Regions from separate parts of the Mus musculus genome. Here region 2 is linked to region 1. A link is a contact called in ENCODE Hi-C or POLR2A ChIA-PET data. All regions are on one chromosome and are shown on one strand. Each heading gives the region's core, a stretch centred on a gene start or an enhancer-like site at or near the end of the contact. The rest is flanking DNA. Distances are from core to core; before and after follow the strand shown.

Region 1 (3,344 bases), core at 275-2,774:
TCAGTTACTGAAACCCCAAGGACTTGTTCTAGACCACGGGGAACACAATTGGTCCTCCTGGCTGGTTCCCTAGACCCAAAGCCCCAGTAGTCTCAATGACAGTGGTCGGAGGGAAAACTACAGAGTACTTCAGGAGCCACGTGTGAGATGTAGTATCTTTATGCGTGAGTAGTGTCCCAGAGACGCAAGAGTGACTGAGCTGGACCAATCAACACACTCAAGGTCAACCAGCACCACTGCTTTCCCACACCTCTCTTCACTGTACTGCTCTCTATCCATAAAGTTTGTGTAAACTCCCCTAAGTCTATCTCTTGTCCCCATGGGTCCACAACCCCGCCAGCCAAGTACAGAGTCCCAAGCACACATTCTAACCCTTGAGTAGAGTCGAATAGGGTCGGTTTGCAGAAAGATTCACTCCCTCTAGCAGACGAGCAGGCTTAGGTGGGAATACAAGTTCCCCTACCCTACATGCTCGCCGTACCTCCCTCTAAGTAGGAGCTTCCCAACTCCCACAAAGGCCGAGGAGGCGATTTAGGGCGGAACCACCACACCTTGGCCAGCTTAGACTCCCTGGGTGACCTTGGTTAAAGAACCCCTTTAGTTTCGGCTAAGCCTTATTAACAATAGAGACTGAAATCTCCCCAGGGCGCCCCTAAAAAAGCCACAGACAAGAAACTAGGTGTTCACATTATGGGGAAGGAAAACAAAGTCCCAGAGGATAAGGCTCCTCCCCAAAGCAGGCCGTGGGGCTCCAGCAGTTTTCCAAAGCTACCCCTCCTTGGGGATGGGACCGAAGCTCGTACACCTGTCTCAGGAGGGGCCTCCGTTGTTCCCCTTACTCCGTAATGCCGCACTCGGAGGAACACTGAGGGGAAAAGGCAGGCAGCACCGCTGGGGCTAGAGCGCTGTGACTTTAAGAGCCGAGGATCCCGGACCATGTGCTCGGCGTGAGACAAAAGCAACAACAAAGGAAGTGGCGGCTGCAGGGGGAGGGGTTGGCTCCTTCCCCTCCACCGCAGCGCTCTGCAAGGCAGAAGAGCGGCCCGGACTAGGTAGCCGCAGGCAGCACCTGGCCCGGGGGCCCCGCCGCCGTCTCCCACCACTCCCTCAGCCCGGGATCGACGCCTACGAGGCCGGCAAACAACGCGTCCCCGAGGGAGCCGTAGTTCCGGGGTGCGGGTCCGAAGTTAAGAGGCCCGGCCCGACTCACCGGCAGCCGTCCGACCACACGCGGGCTCCTTTGTTCGCGATGCGGGGTGCGGACGGTGAAGCGCCCGCTCCTTCGCGAGCCTGCTCTGTCTTCCGCCTCCCCAGCCCGGGCCCGAGAGAAGGGCGGCGCAGGACGCAGCTGTGCTCTCCGGCGGGCTGGCCCTTTAAGAACTGTCCGCGGCGGCCGGATGGAACCAGCCCCACGTTTTGATTCACAACATTCGGATCGGCGGGGGCGCGCAGCGCGGGAGGCGGCTCGCGGGGGCGCGCCAGGACGCGCAAGCAAACAGTAGCGGCAAGAGCGGACACCCGCCCCGCCCCGCAGGCCCCGCCCCGCAGGCCCCGCCCCGCGCCGCGCGTCGGCCAATCGCGTCCTGCGGGCGGCACGTGACTAGCGGGTCGCCATCTTGAAAGGCTGGCTAAAAAAGCCTCTTCGCCCCCACCTCATACTTCAAAGCCCACAAGGCCGAGTCGCAGGTGATGAGCGGTGCGAGCCCAGGTACGGGGACCGTGGCACGCACTAACAGGTCAAGGTTACCTTCTTAGGGCCGCGGCCTCTGTGGGGCACGCAGCCTCTCACGCAGCCGAGGTGAGAGGACCGCTCTTAGCTCGGCAAGCACACTTCCCGGAGATGACGTCACCACAAGCCCGGCAGGCCTGCGATGACCTCATAGCTCACCTCGCCTCTCTACTCGCTCGCTTTCTGTTCCGTTAGACGGCGCCTTTAAACAGCTGGGACAACCCAGGGCTGAAGAGACCAATGACTGAGGAGCCATGCAAATGATTTAACGTCTCCTGGGTAGGGGGATTGGTCTTGCGCGTGCTGACGTCACAGAAACATCTCGGCACCCCGCCCCTAGCGCGGCCCGGGAAAAGGGGTGGAGAGGCTCTAGTTCAGCTGAAGTGGGAAGAGTTGGGATCTCCTGAACCAGGCCCAGGGAGGTTTCTGCAGTTTAGTTCTCTAAGCTTCTCAACGACTGAGAGCCTAGGGATCAGGACAAGCAAGCCACTGTACCGGAAAGAAGAGTCACTCCTCCAGGACCGGCGGATCAATAGTTCGAGAACAGCCTGGTCTACATAGCTACAGAGACCTTGTCTTCAAAATACAAGCAACAAAAATATCACACACCCAGATAGTAACACAGCTGAGGCGAGAGAGGGGGCAGACGTCGGTGTCCCCTTAGGATGCCCCCCCCCCCCCCGGCCAGGCAAACATACAAAGTGGGGTATGGTGTGTCTGCATCGATTATATAAGCAGAACATCACCATTACCTAAAGCACTCATGTCTACTAGGCCGGTCTGTAGTAACTGGACTACTACAGAGTCCACCAACCCAGAACAGGATGTCAGTAGAAAATGGCAACATTTGTTAAACCTCTGTGGCTACAGATGGGTGACACTCTGTACTTTGTGGATGCATCCCATAATCCCAAATATTTAAAAAACAAACCAATTTACTAACAAGGTGTAACAATATTATCAATTTCAACTGAATATTGTATCAGCATACAGTGGGAAGTGATTTGGGAAAAGACACAGGAATTCTCATTAGGGTGCACCTGTTCAGGAGGGCAGATTTGTTTTTTGAGACAGGGTTTCTCTGTATAGCCCTGGCTGGCCTCAGAAATCCACCTGCCTCTGCCTCCCAAGTGCTGGGATTATGCCACCACTGCCCAGCAAGGAGGGCAGATTTTTAAATTTTTCTTTGTATTACTATTGTTTTTGTGTGCTTATAAACATAATCTCCTCTATCTCAGGCAGCCTCAACTCTTGATCCTCTTCCCAAGTGCTGAGATTACAGGCATTATACCACCACTCCTAGTTTAAATTTTTTTAATTTGGTAACTGTGTATTTGCTTTTAAAAATTCTAGACAGAGGGCTGGAGAGATGGCTCAGCGATTAAGAGCACTAGTTACTATTCCAGAGAACCAGGGTTCATTTCCCAGCACCCACAGGGCAGTTTACAACTGTCTGTAGCTCCAAGGAATCTGACACCCTCACACAGACATACATGCAGGCAAAACACCAATACACATAAAATTCTATTCAAAAAAATTCTAGCCGGGCGTGGTGGTGCACACCCTTAATCCCAGTACTTCGGAGGCAGAGGCAGATGGATTTCTGAGGCCAGCC
Region 2 (3,344 bases), core at 286-2,785, 180 kb before region 1:
TGTTGAGATGGATGCTTGATAGCACTACAGGAAACTTACTTTACTGTATCCCTTTATAACAATTCACCCACTGGACCAAAACATCTGAAACCTGTGGTCAAGCTATTTGCCCAACAGGCCAGTGATCTCTCTCCTTCCCTTCCCTCCCCTTTCCCTCTCCCCTCCTCCTTTTCCTCCTCCTTCCTCTCCCTTTCTCTCACCCTGGCTGACCTTGGCCTTTCAAGAGCTAGGATTCAAGGCAAGCACCGTGATGCCTGACTCAGAGCAGTGAACCTTCAAGTGTGTTCACCAGACTCTAAGCAATGTCAATATCACCTAGAAACCTGAGAGAAATACCAATTTGGGGCTCACTCCCAAAACTCAGTTTCTCAGTCAGAAACACTGGTGTGTAGTCCTGCAAACTTTATTATACACTCTCTGGCTGATTCAGAAGTTCACTAAAGATTAGAAAACACTGCATCACACGCTGCTTAGACAGCACACAACAGCTTTGCCTCTAGGAACTCCCCCCTTTTTGTTAAAGACATTTTATTATTCTATTTTTTGAAGTTACTTGAGCATAAGCAGCAGGGTTTTGTCAGTATTGCACATTTTTAAAATAGCCATGGGCCCTATTTTGATTTAATGTCCCTACCCTTCAACAAAACAACCAAAGAATTCACTACTTACCCATATTTCCCTCTGATGGGGATACAATTTTATCCCTATATTTTCTGCTTGCTCACAGCATTGGAGTATACGGGCACTCTGGGACCTCATAGCTCTCTGTATGTGCCTTTTCAGTGGTTTCTGTCAACTAGAAACTCAACAAACTCTTACATCTGACAGTTTAAATTCCTGCGACACGTATTGTTGGTGAAACCGCAAATCGGCACAACTTAAGACAATTTGGTACCATTTGTCAAAATAACAATAAAAACATAGATTTGATCCAATAAACCTGCTTCTGGGAATTTATCCCACGGATTTACCTGCACACACAAGAGTGGGTATCTCTCCCTTATCTCAGCCAGAAGCCCCAGTCAATAAAACCCTAGGTTCAGGTTACCCTTTTCAGCCCCTCAGGGCTTCTTTAACCCGAAGGCGTCACTGCTCCTTCTGCCAGGTGCAGGCTCCACTACCGGGTCAATTAAATGCGCTATCAGAGGCTCCATCAGCTCACTCCAGTCCTCACACCTGCAGCCAGGGGCTCGTCACCAGCACTGCCCACTGTGATCGGTTGAGAGCGGCGGCGGACAACCTCTCAACCTCAGCGTTTTTCAAGCCCGCCGACCATGCGGCCCAGCCCCTCGGTTCTATCCCTCCCTTTCCCTCTCTTCCCTCTCTCTCCTTCTCTGAGGGAAAGGGAGCCTGGCTCCTCCAGGGTTCTGTGACACTGCCCTGACCCGGGCGCGCGGCTGCCCCCGAGATAGGCGGGGCTCCGAGCGGGACCGGTCCTCTGGAGGCGGGGCGCGGTGGGGGCGGGGCAATGGAGGGGGCGGGGCCGGCGGGGTACTAACCCCGGTGTCTGCGACGCCTTCGCTGCAGTCGCTTCAGCAGCTGGAACCGGAGTCGGAGTCGCCGGGGCCGCTCGCCGCTCGCGCGTGGCTCCGCCGGGCCCGTAGCCATGGAGGACTTTATCGTGATCTCCGACGACAGTGGCTCCGAGAGCTCGGCCGGGACCCGCTCGGGCAGGGCGCGGAGGCTGCGCCGGGCCCTGTCTCGGACCCCCGGCGCGCTGCCCCGCCGAACCGTGGTGAGTGAATCCACTGCCGCTCGCCACGCCCGACGGGAGCCGAGCGTCGCCCCCTCGGGGCCTCAGCGTTGCGACCCTGGCTCCCCGCCGCCGTGTCTTCCCGCCTTTGGCGGCCTCGGGCCTCGAGGAGCTCGGTGGCGCCGCTGGCAAGGCAGGCCTCGGGCTGGCCAGCGCTGAGCCCTACAGGGTTGTGCTGCGGAGCCGGCCGAGCACATGGGCGACACACTGAGCACCAGTGCGAGCTGCCAAGCGGTGGCCGGCGGTGGCCTCCGGCCCGAGCTGGCTCCAGAGCTTTGGCAGCGGGAGGAGTGGGGGGTCCTGGCCAGGCCGCAGCCGCCACCCGGACCTCGAGGCGGGCGCGCGGGAGCGCGTAATTGTTTGGCTTATGATGGGCACAGATGTGTGCAAGGAGGTAACAGGAGCCCCGGCTGCGAGCGAGGGAAGCGCCGCCCTTGGCATGGTGGCGGCTGCGCTGCAGGGCCTAGTTCTTGAGCTAGGGCCCCGATTTTTGAGTTGTGGAGAAGGACAGTTAATTTTGCTTTGCAGATGCGAATCACATACAAAGCCAGGGGGCGGGGCACTCCCACCTTTGTTTTTCCTTCGGTTCTTTATCTTTGTCCCTGCTCCTGAAGTGATGGAATAAAAATATCTGTGGTCTCTGGCTTTCTAGAACTCTCCACAGAAATTTAGTGACCTGACCCCTACCATGATCTACATGCTGTGGCTTCAAAAATCAAGGGATCCTTCTCTGTTCTTCCTAATATGTGTCCTAAATCAATGTCAGCTACTCTATAAGCGTGTAAATCACATTTTGAGTGCTCATTCATTCTAAGTTGCCTTTGGGAAGTCTTCCTACACCCAAAGGTAGGTGTCTTAGGATTACTGTTGCTGTGATGAAACACCATGACCCAAAGCAACTTGGAGAGAAATTGGTTTAGTTTACACTTCGCTGTTCATACTAAAGAAGTCAGGACAAGAATTCAAGCAGGGCAGGAATTTGGAAGTAGAGGTTGTGCAGAGGCCGTATGGTGAAGCGATGCTTTCTTTACCGGCTTGCCACCTCTGGCTTGCTTAACCTGCTTTCTCACAGAAACCAGGACCACTAGCCCGGGGTGGCTCCACCCACAATAGGCTGGGTCTTCCCACTGCAATCACTAGTTGAGGAAATGCCCTACAGACTTGTTTACAGCTGGATCTTAGGCTATACATTTTCGATTGAGGTCCCTTTCCCTCAGATCACTGTAGCTTGTTACAAGTTGATGTAAAACTAGCTGGGACAATATGTGTTCTCTCTCTTTAAGAGAGGAACATAATTTTTGCATTTTTGTATTATCTAGCTTGTAAATATACCTTTATAGCTAGTTTATCTTTCTTCTTTTTTTCAAGACAGGGTTTCTCTGTGTAGCTCCGGCTGTCCTGGAACTCATTCTGTAGACCAGGCTGGCCTTGAACTCAGAAATCTGCCTGCCTCTGCCTCCCAGATATTGGGATCAAAAGCATGCGTCACCACTGCTGGGCTGCTAGTTTATCTTTTAACAGTACCTTTATTGTGGTGTGATTCATCCATATAATACGTTGGGTTGTACAACGTTCATAGTTACTAAATTGT

The links. Hi-C counts contacts between places; a loop is a spot of excess contacts on that map. ChIA-PET counts read pairs that join two places held with the same protein, here RNA polymerase II (POLR2A).
Region 2: a map of T-helper 17 cell shows a loop between it and region 1 (2.3-fold over the local background). The contact joins the promoter of Simc1 here to the promoter of Rnf44 in region 1. A Hi-C loop is called at or near these places in 1 of 37 maps with a recorded cell type or tissue (T-helper 17 cell). POLR2A ChIA-PET finds 5 or more read pairs at or near these places in 1 of 5 experiments (embryonic stem cell).

The regions. Positions count from the first base shown.
Region 1 is chr13:54,686,284-54,689,627 of GRCm38, forward strand. It overlaps Rnf44 (ring finger protein 44), which reads right to left and starts at 1,525. Exons shown (of 11, transcript NM_001146026.1): 1 at 1,211-1,525.
Region 2 is chr13:54,502,270-54,505,613 of GRCm38, forward strand. It overlaps Simc1 (SUMO-interacting motifs containing 1), which reads left to right and starts at 1,536. Exons shown (of 10, transcript NM_176987.4): 1 at 1,536-1,735. The coding sequence starts at 1,607. It overlaps LOC115486438 (a long non-coding RNA gene), which reads right to left and starts at 2,045. Exons shown (of 3, transcript NR_168901.1): 1 at 1,500-2,045.